2 separate regions of the Homo sapiens genome follow, and region 2 is linked to region 1. A link is an interaction called in ENCODE POLR2A ChIA-PET data of the cell type or tissue named here. Cell type or tissue: MCF 10A. All regions are shown on one strand. Links, peaks and the distances in the headings refer to the core of each region. The heading gives the core; the rest is flanking DNA. Region 1 has its middle 190 kb from the start of MIR3194. Region 2 has its middle 170 kb from the start of KCNG1.

Region 1 (9,189 bases), core at 367-8,366:
TTTTCAAGGCAGAATGTAATTTATGCAAGTTAAAGGTATCAAATGTTATTGGAACAGGCATTTCACAAAGCCAATACCCCAAATGGCTGTAAACATATGAAAAACTGCTCAGCTTCATTATTTATCAGGGAAATGCAAATTAAAACCATAAAATGATACAAGTACACATCCACCTGAAAGGTTAAGGTGAAAACATCACACATTAAGGAAGTGAAGCAACTGGAACATGCATCCACTGCTGGTCATGGGGAGGGAGAGATGCAACTGGTACCACCACTTTGCAAAACTGTTTGGCAGCATCTTCTAAAGCTGAACAGATGTATAAGTTTCAACCCAGCAATCCTACCTCTTGGAACATACCCAACAGAAATGTGGACACGTTCAACAAACACACGTACAAGAATGTTCACGGCAGCACTATGCGTAAGTCGTCCCAAACTAAAGCCTACCTTGAAGTTCATCAGTAGATGAGATGAACAAATGGTGGTATATTCACACAACAGAATACTGTAGAGCACGGAGCTGGCAAACTATGTTTGTAATCCAGGCTGCCAATTTTTGTAGATAAAGTTTCATTCATCGAAACTTTATTTACAAAATAAAGTTCATTCGATGAATGAGACTTACAAAATTTTATTTACAAAATTCAGCTCCATTCATTGATTTAAATATTTCCTATGGCTGCTTTCATGTCATAACAGAAAAATTGAGCTGGGACAGAGATCAAAGGACCAGTGATGCTTCAAATATTTACTGTCGCTCTTTACAAAAAGAGTTTGCTGACCCCTGCCTTATATCAATGAGAGCAAACGACGTACAGCTACGTGTGTTGTTGATAAGGACGCATCTCACAGTGTTGAATGAGAGAAACCAGGCACTAGAGAGCACAAGTTATTTGGTTCCGTTTCCATGAAGTTAAAAGTAGGCAAAATTACGCCCTGAAGTGGGTGTGAGAAGTCAGGATAGACATTGCCCTGGGAAGCACGGTGACTGGAAAGGGACCTGAAGGTTCACGGGTTCCTGGTTGTGTTCTGTTTCTGGATCCATATGTGTGTGACCTGGATGTGTTCTCTTGGTGAGAATTCATCGAGCTTTGTACTTAGGCCACGCACACTTGTCTCTATGTTTATGATATTTTAGTGGAAAATCTTTTAAAAATGCTATTGGACTCCCTGCACTCTACCTTAAAACTCCAAGCCATTTCCCCTGCTCTCTCATTTGTGTCTTCCTTCACACAAGCTGATATTCCCCTGAAATGCACTCCTCCTGCTCCCTTTGATAAAATGTGATGGAGCAAGTGAGGGAAGAGAGAGACCCTCTCATATTGTTTTATATTGTTTTATACTCAGTACCTGTTTTAAGAAAAAAACAAGGAAGTGAAATCAAAGACAGGCAGCCCCGCGCCAGGCCCAAAACCGGACCTAGGCCTGCCTGGCCTAAACCTAGTAGTTAAAAATCAACTCATGACTTAGAAACCGATATTATCCATAGATTCCCGACATTGTATGAAGGAACATTGTGATACTCCCTGCCCTGTTCTGTTTCACTCTGACTACCAGGGCATGAAACCTCTGTCACATATCCCCTAGATTGCTCAATCAATCACGACCCTTTCATGTGAAGTCTGTAGCATTGTGAGCCCTTAAAAGGGACAGAAATTGTGCACTTGAGGAGCTCGGATTTTAAGACAGTAGCTTGCCGATGCTCCCAGCTGAATAAAGCCCTTCCTTCTACAACTCAGTGTCTGAGAGGTTTTGTCTGTGGCTCGTCCTGCTACACAAGGACCCCTCTTAGGAGCCCGCTGGGCTTCCCCAGGCATGGAATGAAAGGAAAACCTTGAGTTCCTTCAAGGGAAATTCCAGGCACCTCACTAGCTTTGAAAATTAAATGAGCAACCTGATACGTGAGAAGGTAATAATAGCTGAAAATAATAGCCCAGGAAGTTAGAGCCACAAAATGTTCGGCTTCCTATAGAAACTAAGGATAACATCTCCATATATGTCCCTGAATTATTTTTCAGAAACCCAGACCCCCATCACATGGAAGATGGCATCTGCTGGCACAGAGACCTCAGATAAGAAGGAACCAAGGACTGAATGGTGACCCTCCCATTCTTTGTTCTAAATTTCTGCCCGAGAGGCCTGGAGGAAGTCATATTCAGAGCCCAGGGCTTAACATTCCTTTCTGTTGACCCCAACTTTTTAGAAAAACTTTTGCTTCCTTAATCAAACACAAATGAAAGAATCTTTGAATTCACCTTTGACTTGTAGACCCTGCTGGAGATGCTTTGCTTTTTTAAGTTAAACCAATGTGCAACTTCCATGTGTCAGTTTATGACTTTGCCTGTAATTCTGTCTCCTCACCTTGAAAAACACTTACAATGTAAGCCATGGGGAAGTTCAGGTTTTAGGCATTAGCTGCCTCATTCCGCTTGCCTGGAGCCCTGCAATCAATGCCTCACTTTCTCTCGCTGCAAATCCTGATGTCAGGGTTTGGCTTTGCTGCACCGAGGTGGGTGGACTCAAGCTTGGTTCGGTAACAAGAACAATGCAGACTCATCCTTCAAATCTCAGTGCGCTGTCTCCTGCTCAGGTCACCTTCCTGCCATGCCCCAGGGCTCATAGGTAATCCAGGGAAGCGGGCAGAGAGATCTCCAAGAGGGTGACACTGGACCTTAAGTGAATTTGGAGAAATAAAAGAGGTGTCACTGGTTGAATCTTGAGTGTCTGTCACACAAGAGAGGCTAGGTTGGCCACTCTCGAGGAATTCAGCTGTTTGTAGCTTAGTTTAATCCAGGCTTAAGCCATCAGTTGGGGGCAGCTTAGTTTGGTGGGCAGAACATCAGGCAAATCTGGAAAAAAGAGCTGCGTAGCAGCCAGGACATAGTGAAATTAAAGGGACTAAGGTGCCACCTCTAACTGGCTGCAGAAAAGTGAGGAATTCATCGTTTGGCATAACTGAGAAACCCAGGGGGAGGTGATTGTAACCATAATAGGTTCATTGCCCTACACACACAACCAGTCCATACACCAAGACACCGGCTTGCAGCAGAGAAAGAGGTTTCATCATAGGGTCATTGAATGAGGTGATGGGAGAAAACCTCAACTCCACCTCCCCTAGGAATCTGGGGTTCAGGTTTTGGAGTAGGCCAAAGTACAGGTATCATTGATTGGTCGAGGAGTGCAGGGTGAAGTCATGGGTGAGGGAGAGGAAGAAGCTGTATTCTCACGTGGATCCCTTTCTGTAACCACCCAATGGGTTCACCTTGCCTGCTGCCTAGACAGAACCGATTTATCAAGACAGGGGAATTGCAATGGTGAGAGGGTAATTCACACAGAGCTGGCTGTGCAAGAGACCAGAGCCTTGTTATTACTCAAATCAGTCTCCCTAAGCATTTGGGGATCAGAGTTTTTAAAGATAATTTGGCAGTTAGAGGCTTGGGAAGTGGGGAGAGCTGATTAGTCAGGTTGGAGATGGAATCAGCGGGGGTCGAAGGAGGTTTTCTTGCCGTCTTCTGTTCCTGGGTGGGATGGCGGAACTGGTTGAGCCAGTTCAGCTGATCCATCCAGTGCAGGGTCTGCAAAATACCTCAGGCACTGATCTTAGATTTTACAATAGTGATGTTTTCTCCAGGAGCAATTTGGGGCAATTAAGACTCTTGAAGCCAGAGGCTGCATGAGCCCTAAACTGTACTTTCTAATCTTGTAGCTAATTTGTTAGTCCTGGAAAGGCAAACTAGACCCCAGGCAAGAAGGGGGTCTTTTCAGGAAAGGGCTGTTACCAATTTTGTTGCAGAGTCAAACCACGAACTGAATTCCTTCCCAAAGTTAGTTTAGCCCACGCCCAGGAATGAACAAGGACAGCTTAAAGGTTAGAAGCAAGATGGAGTCAGTCAGGTCTTATTTCTTTCACTGTCATAATTTCCTCAGCTATAATTTTGCAAAGCCGATTTTGTTTCTTCTCTGGGGGTCTTCAAACTGGTCGCTGGAATTCAGGTCTGAAATACATCTGAATTAAATAAAAGCCTTATGATTCTAATGTCCGGGATCTCGCCTATAGGAACAATGGTATGCAAATGATCAGTATCTAGTGCTAAGTGACTTTTAGTAACAAGGAAGTGGGCCTAAGGGCAGCCTGATGAATGCTTAATTATAATTATTTCTGTCCAGAACCCAGGATGCAATTGTCAACCCTGTGGAGACAGTTTCACAATGGTTTCAGTTGGGGCTGGATCCAGCATTGTGAACGATGTCATCAAGAATTCCAGGAATCAGTCTTTTCTCTCTTTGTGGCTCTGCCTGCCGCAGGTTTCATTCTCTGACAGGAGTTGACTATGGTAACTCCAGCAGCCCCATGCTTATGTCTTTAAGTCCAATGGAAAGAATGGGTTTTCTCTTTCCTAAAAGTTCAAGAGAAGAGGCAGAACCAGGCTTCCTTTGTTTGGATCACATGCTACCCACCACTCCCCACCATGGAATCTTTGTAATCAGGGGATGGAATGCGGTGCTTGCCCAGGCCTGAGTCAAGCCTTGCCTTGCCCTGAAGCAGGTGATGAGAAGAGTCAGACCCATCAACCCCTGTACACAACTCCCCACATCCTTGGGATCTCCAAGAGGATGAGTGACTTTCTGTATGCTAATGAGTTGACTGATGGCAGGGGGATCCTGGACAGACTATGGATGGGGGCTGGTTGCCGGGGGTACCAACCATGTGATTAGAGGGTTGACAGTTTCAGCTCCACCCAACTGGACCTCTGGGGAGGGCTGGGGAGGGGGCTGAATGTTGAGTTGAGTTGATCACCAAGGCCAAGAAGGTAATGAATCGTGCTTCCATAATGAAGCTTCCGTAAAACCCCACAAGGACCGGGTTCAGGGAGCTTCAGACAGCTGAACACATGGAGGTCCCTGGAGGGTGGTGCCTGGAGAGGACATGAGAGCTCCACATCCCTTCCTTATACTCCACCCTCTGCATCTCATTATCTGTATCCCTTGTAATATCCTTGTAATACACTGGTAACGTTAGCGGTGGAAGAGATCCGAGTTACCCCGAGTTACTGGTGGCAAATCTGTAGGGGTCTGCAGGAACTTCAGTCCTTGCCTCTTCAGAAGAAAGAATTAGACTGACGTGCATAAAGCAGAAAACGAGACCAAGGCAAGTTTCAGAGCAGGAGTGGAAGTTTGTTTAAAAAGGCTTTAGAACAGGAAAGCAAGGAAAGTTCACTTAGAAGAGATCCAAGAGGGTGCCTGAAGGTCAAAGAGAGAAGAGAGCATTTAACTTTCATCCTAGCACTTTCTTTTTTTTCTGAGACGGAGTCTCATTCTGTCACCCAGGCTGGAGTGCAGTGGCACAATCTTGGCTCACTGCAAGAGCCACCTCCCAGGTTCACACTATTCTCCTGCCTCAGCCTCTCGAGTAGCTCGGACTACAGTAGGTGCCTGCCACCACACCTGGCGGATTTTTTGTATTTTTAGTAGAGACGGGGTTTCACCGTGTTCGCCAGGATGGTCTCATCTCCTGACCTCACGATCCGCCTGCCTCGGCCTCCCAAAATGTTAGGATTACAGGCATGAGCCACCACGCCCGGCCCATCCTAGCACTTTCCAGGCTTGCCTCTTTCCCATGATTCTTTCCTTAGGGTGGGCTACCCGCATGCGTGCAGTGTTCTCCCTACCCTTGGGAACTGAGCATGTGCAGTGTGTTTAGGAAGTTGTATGCGTGCCCATCTGAGGTTTTCTTCCCTTTCCCAGTGGTAAGCTCCTGGAACATCATACTTTGCCATCTTGTCTCGTAGTGAGCATGCCCAGGAAGTTTCTTCTCCCTGGTGTCTATATTCAGTTAACACTTTCAATGTCAATAGTTGTGGATCATCAGGAGATTGTGTCTCCCTGTGGCTGCAAATGATCATTTTTAGTGATAAAATGATAATCATCAGACCATCACCTGATATTCCTAGTGGGTATGGGGAGAGCCCTCTCCTGCCCCACTCATGCCTATCTAACTACCTGTAACAGTAAACATAAGTAAGTGTTTCCCTGAGATGTGTGAGCTACTCTAGCAAATTAATCGAATCTAAGGGGGAGGGGAATCTCAATTTATAGCCAGTGATCACAAGCAAAGGTAAAACACCAGGGGCTTGCAATTGGTATTGAAGTGAGGCAGGCACAGTCTTGTGGGACTCAGCCCTCAACCTGTGCAATCTGACACTATCTCCAGGTAGTGTGGGAATTGAACTGAATTAGAGGACACATAGCTGGTGTCCACTGCAGAATTGGTTATTTGCTTGCTGTATGGGGGTAAACCCACATACATTTGGTGTCAGAAGCCTTTTGTGTTGTAAGAGCCAAGGATAGGAGAAACTGAGTTTTATTTTTCCTATATTCTCAGAGTCCAAGCAGGTCAAAACTACAGCCCCACCTTGCACTGCTTATTAACTGTTGAAACTGACTTTGCAAAACTTATAACAGTGAGAAAATTATGATACAGAAGAGATCTGACCTAACCAACTCCATCTTGTGTTTAACCTCCAAACCACCCTTGGTTGTTCCTGGGTGTGGGCCAAGCTAACTTTGGGAGAAATTGAGTTTATAGTTTAAATGATAATAGCCCTTCCCAAAAAACTAACCCCCTTTATAACACTAATGAAAGGCCACCAAGGTTAGGAGGATGAGAAGGGCCTGAATCTGTGGTTAAGTGATGACCAGTCATTATTCCAGCCATTGCAAGATTTGTTACTTCCCCAATTACTCCTGCAGATAACATCATCATTGTAAAACCTAAGATTGGCCTTTAGAGATGTCTTCTCAGGCTTTTGCATTTCTGAGGACCAGATGGCCCCACTAGGACCAGCAACTCTTGACTCAACATGACCTGTGGCCCCCACCCAGTAGTGGACTCAGCCTCAAGGACTGTTTTCCACACCCCTGTGATTGCATGCCCAACCAATCAGCAGCATCCATTCCCTAGCCCCTGCCCACCCAAACTATCTTTGAAACACCCTAGTCCCCAAATTTTCAAGGAAGCTAATGTGAGTAATAATAAAACTCTGATCTCTCATTTACCCAGCTCTTCATGTATTAAACTCTTTCCCTTGTTTTAATAAATCAGCTTCATCTGGGCAATGGGTAAGAAGAACTTGTTGGGCAGTTACACTGTGACCTTCAAGAACGAAGTTTCTTGATCTGTGCAAGGGTGATGGGTGTCCTCACTGCAAGGGGATATTGCAAGATGGCATGTATCTCCCAGGGACCAAGTACCTGGGCTTAATGTGTGCCTGATGAATGGTGGAGCCCTCTATACCATTCTGCTTTTCAGGAAGGAAAAAAGTCCTCTGTTTAGGCTCTGGGCCAGGGATGAGGATCAGGAGTGTGGGCCACCCACTCTGCAGGCTCTACAGAGCCACTGTGTGGGTGCAGGGCCCTGTCAATCACAGCCACTTTATCTGATAGACCCCAAGGGAGAATCATCATCATTGTTTTAATCACACCGTTGAAACAAACAAGAATCAGGGCGTCAATTAATTCAGCACACAAGTGGAACACATTTTATAATTTGCAAGTCAGATACAGAGCTGCAGACCGCACTCTCACCCCAGTGACAAGTCACATCCTCAGAGGGTTAGGTGGGGAGGAACAAGGTAGGAGATAGGGATCTGGCTTTGGGTTGTGGTTCTGACACTGACAATTAGTGTGACCTCCAACAGATGCTGAAATACTCTGGGCCTGAGTTTTCTCACCTGTAAGAAGGAATCAGTGTTGGTGTAAAGAGTACAGGCATGATCTAAGTCACCTGGGTTCACTTACAAGCACAAAGAGCTGTTGCTTTACTTATTCCAGAAAGGAAAGAAATTAGCACGAGGCATCAAGTGCTTACAAAAGCCACTGGAAGTTCATGAGGAGCAGGCTCTGGACCGGGTCTGTGCAAAAACATGGCAGAACTGGCCTCCCAGGAATCTGGCACATCTGCCTCCATCAGGAAAGCAGAGACCCAGAGGCTGCTGAAAGTATTAGCTTCCAGAACACGCAGCAGAAGCTGTGACCCTGCAATCAAGAAGCCCTCACCAACGTAGAGACCCCTTGTCTCCCACAAAGCTAATGGCTGGTCACTGCAGTGCAGAATGGAAAAGCTCGATGCAGCAGGGGGACGACTTGGCCTCACCACCCTCAGCTGGAGGAGCAGAATTGCATCTCAAATATCCCAGGTGCAAAGGAATTGGGGAAATTGCTTTTTTGGGGAGGGGGGCTGCTCTGCAGTGCAGGAAGATGCAGAAGAAGGCACAACCAGATGGCAACAGCTGAGAAAAAGGCAACATAGGATGAGGCACTGAAGGGTTTGGGATCCAACGGCCGGTCCTAGGAGCAGCTGGACTCATGTGCCCACAGCCTCCCTTCTAAGCCAGTCTTCTGAGCACCAAAGTGTCCTGAAGTCACCTGGTCCGTGGCTCTGCCCAGCCCAACCACAGCCAACAATCACCTGACCTCCCATGGGGCCTTCTGGTTCCAGACCCAGGATGGGGAGAAGCAGCTTGGGGTTCATGACGAAGCATTGTCCCTGAGCCCTACACCCACCCTTCTGTGCTCTGCCCTGTGATGCTGAGACTGGGATTCTGAAAACCATGTTTCTGTTAAAATAGCTGACATGGCTCTGTCTCAAGATGAGACTTGAAGTCACATGCAGGGGCTTCAGAGTCAGACACAGACCCATCTTCCCTGTTCAGGGACTGTGACCCGGACAAGTGGCTTAATCTTTCTCAGACACGATTTCTTCCTCTCTAAAAGAATAGTCTCTCCCCACAAAGTTGATGTGACAGTGCATGTCTGTGTGTGTAAAACGCCCAGCACAGGGCCTGACAAATGCTAAGCTCCAGCCAGTGTCAGCGGATAGCATCCTGCAGGGGGACCACAGCCTTCCACTTCCCACAGGTGTAAAGGTCTCTGGGAAGGTGCCTGGACCCTCCTCTGATAGCCATCAAGGCAGACGCTGTGGGGCACATACGCTACAGCCATCTCCTCCTCGCCTGCTGCCGCCTTCTGGAAAAGCAGAAGATGGCTGACACTCCATTCCAGAATGTTCCCTCTGCTTGGCACACTGGCTCTCCCAGGCTCAGCTCACTCTCAGGTCTTTCAGGCTTCAACTTCAGCCCCAGGTCTTCAGGGAAGCCTTCTGTGATTGTGCAAAGCATCTCCCCTGGGC
Region 2 (9,189 bases), core at 662-8,661, 65 kb after region 1:
GTCTGATAACCCTCTTGTTCCAGATGTATTACGACAAAACTGAAAACATGGGCCTCTAGGGAGACTCTAATCCAGCTGAGCAGATGGAGAAGTAGCACACAGACATTCCATGGGTATAGACCCGGGATCAGGCCACAGGCCAAACCTGGCCTACTACCTGATTTTGCAAATAAAGTTTTATTGGCACACAGCTGCACCTTTGTTACGTGTCATCCATGGCTGCTTTCTTGCAACAACGGCAGAATTGAGAAGTGGCAAGAGAGGCTGGCAATATAGCCCCCAAAGCCTAAGATATTTGTTATCTGGTCCTTTATAGAACATGTTTAACCTGGAATAGAGCAAAGAACAACAGGTATTCAGGGTGGACTGTGTGCCCATTGCTGTGTTAGGGATAGCACACACATTGGATCATTTAACCCTCAAACAATTCTTTAGAGGGAAGGTTTATTATTTCCCCCATTTTATTTTACTTATTTTTGTTTTATTTGTTTTTAGAGATGGGGTCTTGCTCTGTCACCCAGGCTGTAGTGCAGTGGTGCTATCACAGTTCACTATAACCTCAGACTCCTGGGCTCAAGCGATCCTCTCACCTCAGTCCCAGAGTAGCTGGGACTACAGGCATGCACCACCACACTTGCTCATTTTTTAATTTTAATTTTGTAGACCTGGGATCTTACTATGTTGCCCAGGCTAGTATCATGCTATCCTCCTACCTCAGCCTCTCAAAGTGCTAAGGTTATATATGTGAACCACCATGCCTGGCATATCCCACCATGTTAGAGAGAAGAGGTTCGGTGAGGCTAGCTGACTCAAGGATGACACAGGGTATCAGTGGAGGGTTCATACTAAGCCCAGCCTTTCCACTACACCAGTGGGCATCAACAGAAATGGAACTGCCCCCAATAGGGCATTTTGAAAATTCACAGGAGCATTTTAGGGGCACCATTGGCATTTAGAGGGTGAGCGCGAGGGCTATCGACTGCCCTGCCATGCACATCACAGTCCTGCGGAAAAGAGAATTGCCCCAAGTCCCCCATACTCCCCAAGTAAAACACATGTTTAGAAGTATCTGAGGCCAAGTCTGAATCCGTTCTGCACAAAGTATTCTGGGCATGGTTTCTATCCACATGATTCTCCCAGGAATGCAACTCCCATTACCATGTAAACAAGCGAGTATTGTACTTTCTTTTGCTCAGAATTTTACCAAAATTTACTCACCATTTCATCAAATCATGTCCCTGTCAGCAACATCGCTTGTGGTATTTGAGCCACAGAACACACCTGTGTTAAAGCAACATTTCTAAGCTGATTCTAATTCGGTAGACCTGGAGTCTGGCTTGGGGGTTTATTATTAATGTTTTAGTGGCCCTCTACTCCTGAGTCATTCTGGTGCTGCTGGACAATGGACCACACTTTGAAAAAATGCTGTTTTAAGGATGCCAGACTAGTGTTTTGATTCGTTTTGGTTTTGCTGGAATGTCAGGATCTCTCTGGGTTAAGAAAAGAAGGGAATGTCATACACAGAAAGAGCTACTGAGTGACAGGGAGAGGGTCTTTAGCTAGGTTAGGATTTCCGTCAAGGCCACCGTGGTCCATGCTTGTTATCCTGGAGGGTCAAAGGGGAAGGAGCAATGCCAGCCTGTCCAAGAAACCTGCTGAGTAAAAGCCATCCTTGAAATTTGCCCCTCGTGTTTGGTGGAGATTATTCAACACCAGTGCCATCAGACAGGCTCTTTGCCACCATGAGCTGGAGAGAACTGGAATCCCTGGGACCAGAACTCAGTGTCCAGAACAAGCACATCTCACTGAGACTTCACAAAACGACTTTCCATGATCCTTGCTTGTACCCAGGAGCCATAGACCATTTGGAACTTCTCTGAGGACAAACTCAGGCTTAATGATCCATTTTCCTTGGAAAATGGTCTCAAGGCACACAAGAGTCAATTAAAATCAGAGTCCACCAACTTGAATGAAATAGCCCTGGGCCACCAAGACAAGTCCCAAGCCTGGCTCCTACCCCAGGCAGAGCAAGCAGTAGCCTCGGGAGAAAAGCAATTATTTAGGGTTGCAGCAAGGACGTGTGCTACTATCGAGGAGCCTCTAAGTTCCCTCCCCATCCCAGCAGCCTCTGCAAACATCCAAGCTCCCGGATACTGAATGCCCAGGCGGGAGATCATTAAACCATGTTCCCCATGCTGGCCTCAGCTTTGAAGAACAGTCCACAATCACACTAATACCCAAGGTCCAGCCAGGACATAAGCTGGTCTGCTCAACCCTGACTCTCTCCCTGCGACAGGAACTGATATTTAGTGAAACTCCCAATGCACCAGCTCCACACACACCATCTCATTGAACTCTCAGGATAATCGTTTCAAGTGGGTACAGCACTGTCCCCATTTTATGGATGGTCACACTGAGGCTCAGACAGGTTAAACAATATTTCCAGGGTCATAGGGCTCGCAAATGGCTAAGCCTGGGCTCTTCAACAGCCTGCTATATTGCTTATTTCAGTGGACAAGGGCATGAGATCTAGAGGCAGGATGCCCGCACTCAAAACTGTGGCTCTTACGTTGGCTCTGTAACCCTGGGCAAACTACTTTCCTTCTCTGTGCCCCAGTGACCTCAACTGTAAAGTGGGAATCATCTTACACACGTCATAAGTATCACGTTGATTGAATAACCCACATATACTGCTTGGTACAGAGCCCAGCACTTTCTAAGGACATAATAAATATGAATTGGATATAGTTTGGGTGTGTGTCCTCTGCAAACCTCATGTTGAAATGTGATCCCCGATGTTGGAGGTGGAGCTTGGTGGGAGGTGTTTTGGTCACGGGGGTGGATTCCCTCATGAATGACTTGGCGTCCTCCCTGCGGTAATGAGTCAGTTCTCACTCTATTAATTCACATGAGAGCTGCTGTTTAAAGAGCCCGGCACCTCCTCCCTTTTCTCTTGCTCCCTCTCTCACCATGCTACACACCTGCTCCCCGTTCACCGTCCACTATAATTATAAGCTTCCTGAGGCTCTCCCCAGAGGCAGATGCTGGTGCCATGCTTCCTGTACAGCCTGCAGAACAGTGAGCCAAATAAACCTCTCTTCTTTGTAAACTACCCAGCCTCAGATATTGCTTCATAGCAATGCAAAACAGACGGAGGCAGTTCTTGCGATAACAGGGGTTCGACTGCTAGAACCCGTTTATGCCAAATGCAGCCCTGACTTAGAAGAGGAAGGCCTGGAAGTGGCCAGCGCCGTCAACACAGAGCCATTCCTCTCATCTCACCAGACCAACTAAGCGACAACCACGAAGTGTTCCCAGCTCTATGAAGGAGAGGAAGGGCACATGGCACGTTCCTGGATGTGCACACGGTACACTGGTTGCAGTCATTTAATTAAACAGTGCTACAAGGGGGCACTTTGTTTGACGGGGCAAGCTGTCCTAGGGGAAACATTTTTAAGAAAATGGCAGGAGGGCTTTTACTTTAAAAAGTCATCCTCCCTCTACTTCTACGTAAACATATATCCAAAAGAACTGAAAGTAGGGACTGGAACAGATATTTGTTCGCCCAGCACTTTGAAAGCCTGAAGTGGGCAGATTACTTGAGCCCAGGAGTTCGAGACCAGCCTAGACAACATGGTGAGACCCCATCTCTATAAAATTTATACAAAGTTAATACAAAAATTAGCCAGTGCGGTGATGCATGCACTTATAGTCCCAGCTATTCAGAGGCTTAGGTGGGAAGATCACCTGAGCCTGGGAGGTGGAGATTGCAGCGAACTGAGATCGCACCACTGCCCTCCAGCCTGAGCAATGATAGTAACAACCACCAAGTTAAGATGGTAAATTTGACGTTACATGTATTTTACTACATTAAAAAAATACAAATAAAAAACACACTTGCTAAGTAAAGAAGCCAGTCACAAAGACTACGATTCCATTTATGTGAGATGTCCAGATAGGCCAATCCATAGATACAGAAAGCGGATCGTGGTTGCCAAGGGTTGAGGGAGTTGGCACAACGGAGTGTGACTGCCAATGGGCACAGGGTTTCTTTCTTGGGATACCGAAAAATGTTCTGGAATTAATAGTGGCTATGTCTGCACTACTGTGAATGTACTAACAACTCCTGAATTCTATACTTTAAAGGAGGGAATCTTATGGCATGTGAATTCTATCTTAATATAATTGGCTATGAAAAGGAAAGTTGCTGTCGGGAAAAAAAAAAAAAATCATCCTCTCCTCTGCTCACTTTCCCCCCAGCGGTCCCTGAGCTCTTGAGGCTTGAGGCCTTTGCAAACGCCATTCTCTCTGCCTGGAACGCCTTTCACTCCCGGTCCACACCTACACCATGCGTGGTTCATACTTTCTCATCCTTCAAGCGTAAGCTTCATTTCCAGGAACCTCCCTGTCTCCGTGGGACCTGGAGTGCCTGGAACTCCCCTTCAAAGACTCACAGGCTCATATGTGTTCCCTCCTCCCAGCAGCAACACCAAGGCAACATCACGCTCCACAAATGAATGACTCCACCTCTCAGCAATTACGGGGCTGGAGGGCAAGTTACAGGATTCCCTGGCCTCGTTCTTCCTCACCTGTAAGATGGAGCTAACACTGCTTTTCTCATGGAAGTTTATGAGCGGTGGCCAGGCGTGGTGGCTCACTCCTGTAATCCCAGCACTTTGGGAGGCCAAGGTAGGTGGATCACTTGAGGTCAGGAGTTCGAGATCAGCCTGAACAACATGGTGAAACCCCATCTCTAATAAAAATACAAAAATTCACCGGGCATGATAGCCCATGCCTGTAATCCTAGTTACGTCAGGAGGCTAAGGCAGGAGAATCGCTTGTACCTGGGAAGCGGAGGTTTCAATGAGCCGAGATCATGCCACTGCACTCCTACCTGGGTGACAGAGTGAGACTCTGTCTCAAAAAAACAAAAAACAAAAACCGGTGGAGCCCTTCTCAAGTATCTGCAGTTGGTGACTTCATAAACAGCAGGAAAAGAGCCCCATTTGGTGATGAACCCGAGAGGAAATGAGCAACGTATAAGTCAGTCAAGGCTGAATTCCGGGGTCAAGTGGGGCTGGATGTGCGTTTTTAATTCAACTTGTCTTTCAAGGATTATCTATTGAGCAAACATTATGTGCCAGACACGGTCTCAGGTACTGGGGGCACAGTAGTGAACAAAACAGACAGGACAGATTGCACAGGGGTGCGGTGACGGGCGAGGGCAAGGGATGTTCATCCACTCAACAATACTGCTGAGCTCCCACTCGGTCGGGGCCCTGCTCTAGGCACTGGGGAGCTGGCAGTGGCCAAGAGAGGGAAGAGCTCCTGCCCTACAGAGCTGGCACCCAGTGGGAGGACAGATGACACAGCAGCAAGTCCACTTCAAATTGTGTCAAATTCCACGAAGCAAGTGAACAAAATGACAGTCAGAAAATAAACCGGAGCAGTGGAATAGCTTGCAAAGAAACAGCCTTTTGGAGGAGTCTCACTGAAGCTGAAGTAAGACCCGGGCATGTGAAGAGATGGGACAGAGAATTCCAGGACAAAGAAACAGCCAGTGCAGAGGTCCTGAGGCACGAACTGCTTACTTTGATGGGGGCAGGAGATGTTGTTGGAAAAGTGGGCAGAGTGCAGATGCCATCAGCCTGAAAAGACATGGTGAGGAGTTTGAGTTTTATCCCAAGAGCAATGGGAACACATTAAAAAAGTTAAAATGAAAAGAACTCAGGGTGTTCCGAGAACAACAAGATCTGCCTTCTCCGAGACAGCATATGTCTGGGGAAATGAAGTGAACTGAGGCCTGGTCATTTATATTTTATGCTTGCAGAACCAAAGACACTAGTGTTCTTTAGCAGCACGAGCAATGCCGGATTTCAACATTACTAAGCAGGATGAATAGGGGCAGGGAGAGACTGGAGTCAGGGAGGCTGGGGAGGCACTTCTATTAGATCAACTGAGAATTGATGGAGACCTGGATGAGCGGGGGTGGTGGGTCGGCTGGAGGGGAAGGGAGGGAGCAAAGCCTGGACTAAGGGATTAAAGAATTGGGAAGAACTGAAGATGGAAGCCAGGGACAGGTTTGGTCACCAGCAAACGAAAAAGCCCCAGATACCCCTGGCGTCCTGGGGAGGGTGTGTAGGACTGGACTCATCTGGAAAGAGAGACTCTCATGTCTCCTTTTACTATCAAAACACACGCACAGACCAAAATGCACAGATGCATGGGACATACTGGGCTGAAATAAAGATTCTGGGAATCTCTCAATTATTTAAAAGTATTTAAATTATTTAATTATTCCTTAGCAACAGGGGAAGCCTAGATGGAAATGTGTACTAACACACCGTGATATGTTATTTAAAATCCCAGGCAGTCCTTTCCTTTCCCTCTGTGACCAAATCAAGCAACGCCAGATGCTTTCTGTAGGTCATATCTTTTCATCTTCACAGTAACCAAAAATTAGGTCTTAGAGGCTATTTCTGCTCCTCTTCCTCTCCAGCCCAACTCTGCATTCTCACTTCCAGCTGAAAGCTTTGCCTGCCATTTAAAAAATCCTTGCCAGACCCATGTGAACCCTCAGCTACTATCCTACTTCTCTGATCCCATTGACAGATGAACACCTTATCACAGCGGACTCTATTTGCTGCCTCCTGGTCGCCTCCCCACATTGTGTCTTGGGCCCACTCCCATTGGGCATTCTTCCCCATTCACAAGGAGACAGCCTTAGTTAAGGTCACCAGTGACTTCTGTGTTGCCAATCCAATGGTTCCTTCTCAATGATAAGAGGGGGGTAGTCGATGGTTCAATTAACAGAGTTGTCCTGGGCCAGGTGTGGTGGCTCATGCCTATAGTCCCAGCATTTTGGGAGGCCAAGGTGGGAGGATCACTCAGGCCCAGGAGTTTGAGACCAGCCTGGGCAACATAACGAGACCCCACGTCTATTTAAAAAAAAAAAAAAGAGAGAGAGACAAAAGAGTTGTCCTGTGTGTTGAGCACATGAACAGTGACAGTTATGCCCATTTGACAAATGAGGAAACAGAGGTGACACAGAGATAAGAAGGCATTTGCCTGAGATTGGACGTCGAATGAGTTCTAGGCACCAAGGGAAGCAGGGAAGGGAGTGATACCCAATGCATGAGGTGCAGACCTGACCCCAAGGAAGTTTCCAGCAACCTTGCTGCAGGACAGGCAGGCCATAACCCCATACAGATTCCCCAGTAGTGTTCAAATCACACCACAGGCCCAACCCGTGCTATAGCAGAAAAAGCAAGGGGCAGAAGACTGTGGCTTAAGTCCCAGGACCACTCATGTCACTGCCTCTTGATGTGGGGACCCTGGGCAAGTCACCTGGCATCTGAGTCTCGGTTCTGGAATTTGCAAAATGAGATGTGACTTCTGGTCCTGCCTTCCTCACAAAGGGGCTGTGACAGTCCAGGGAGATGACGCGAGTGATGAGTGTTTGGCACACTAGGAAGTGGCGGAATATGACTATTTCCGCGCCGGCCCCATCTGCCGCTCTGCTCAGCACCCACAGCGGCAGATATGTAACATGACGTTTCCATGAATTCTTGCCATTAGGAATTCCCAACACCCACGCTTTTTCCCTTCTGAAAGTTCTGCTGCATAAAAGAGGCAGAGAACAAGCCACCCCCTCCTCCGCTTCTCTGGATAATTCTACACCACTCCCCCCTGCCCATCAAGTGTCTGTGGAATTCCAGCTTCAAGCCACCCCCTCCTCTGCTTCTCTGGATAATTCTACACCTCTCCTCCCCGCCCATCAATCATCTGTGGAATTCCAGCTTCTCAAACATACAAACAGTTCATACCAGAGATGACCAGTGGTTTGGAAAAGCCAGATCATTTGCCATTTCTCCTTTTTAAAAGGTCTTTGGGGACATGATTAACAAAAGCTAAGATGGGAGGAAAGGACAGAAATGAGAGCCTCAAGGTTTGTTTTTTTTTTTTTTAATGTTTTCAACGAGCTGTGACTTGAAACAAGAGGCCAGACCTGGGCAGCCAGCAAACTATGATGAATAATGCTGCCAATGAGAGTGCTTTTTTTGTTCATTAACATCCCGCTTGTGCCCTAAGACCAGGGAGTGATGTATGGCAATTGTATCAATGTTCCCCACAGGGCAGGACACCACGTGGTTTAGTAAGTGGCTAGAGTCATCCCACCCAAGCTGGCCATTTGCTCCTGTGTGCAGACTGCACCTCTGAACAGGCCTCAGTGCCTCTCAACAAACTCCATGACAAGAGCCGATATTAATGGATCACCTCCGAGGTGCCAAGCGTGGTTAGAGGTACCTACCACGTGTTAGTGTATTTAATAAATCTTCACCAATTTCTCTTTCAGGTCGGAATATCGCTCCCATTTTATCGCTGGAGAAACTGAAGTCTGGAGAGGGGCAGTCACAGGGGCCAGGGTCATGGGGTTACCATCAGTCAAGGCTGGGACTTAAACCCAGGTCATGTGCCTCCAAAAACCATGCTGCTGTCAAATACTCCACCAAGGGAATTCAGACTCCAGTGCTCTCTGGAACAGGCAGGTAAAGTGAAGACCAGGTGGGGACTGTGGTGAACTGATGACACACACCCATCTAAGGGGAAACGCAGCCACTCTGAGGCACCCACAATGATTTGCATGAATCTCAAGTGCATTCAGCCACAGGTGAAAGAAGCCATCTTGCAAAAGCAAAACTGTATGACCCAAAAACAGATGAAGTGGCTGCTAGGAGCTGAGGGTCGGGGAGAGCTTGACCACAAAGAGGCAGCAGGAGGGAATTTGGGGGATGGTGAAAACACTCTGCACCTTGGTGATGGTTGCACAATGGGATGTTCACCAAAGATCCCATGACCAAAAGCTAAAAAGCCTGAAATTAACCATATGTAAAGTAGATCTTAAACAAAATGGGACGAAACAGCAAATCTGTGGACTGGGTCCAAGCTGTGGGCTGCTGTTTTGTAATCTCTGCCCCACCTTCCACATCATTAATACCTGTCACACACAGCGATGAACATGCAGGGCTGGTGGGTGTGACTGATAGGGGAAGAGGTGAGGGGAAGGTGCTGACTCGCCGGGACTTGAACCCTTTCTAGTTCTATCACTTACTGCTGGGGTGACCCTGGGCAAATAGCTTTCTCTCTAAGCCTCAGTCTTCTCTGTTTCAAACAGGGGTGAGGACACTT

The links. Peaks named below come from ENCODE experiments on the same cell type or tissue, not always from the same donor. Only the 100,000 strongest peaks of a DNase experiment are listed, where the experiment ranks them.
Region 2: POLR2A ChIA-PET joins it to region 1 with 5 read pairs; 2 of 35 experiments call an interaction of 5 or more read pairs at or near these places.

What each region holds. Positions count from the first base shown.
Region 1 is chr20:51,254,047-51,263,235 of GRCh38, reverse strand. No RefSeq gene overlaps it. Among named protein-coding and RNA genes, the nearest start is that of MIR3194, 190 kb to the left of the region's middle. RefSeq lists an enhancer at 3,737-4,936. In MCF 10A, for the core only: no CTCF peak of the experiment used is centred there; a DNase peak (open chromatin) is centred at 4,505.
Region 2 is chr20:51,189,420-51,198,608 of GRCh38, reverse strand. No RefSeq gene overlaps it. Among named protein-coding and RNA genes, the nearest start is that of KCNG1, 170 kb to the right of the region's middle. In MCF 10A, for the core only: no CTCF peak of the experiment used is centred there; a DNase peak (open chromatin) is centred at 2,838.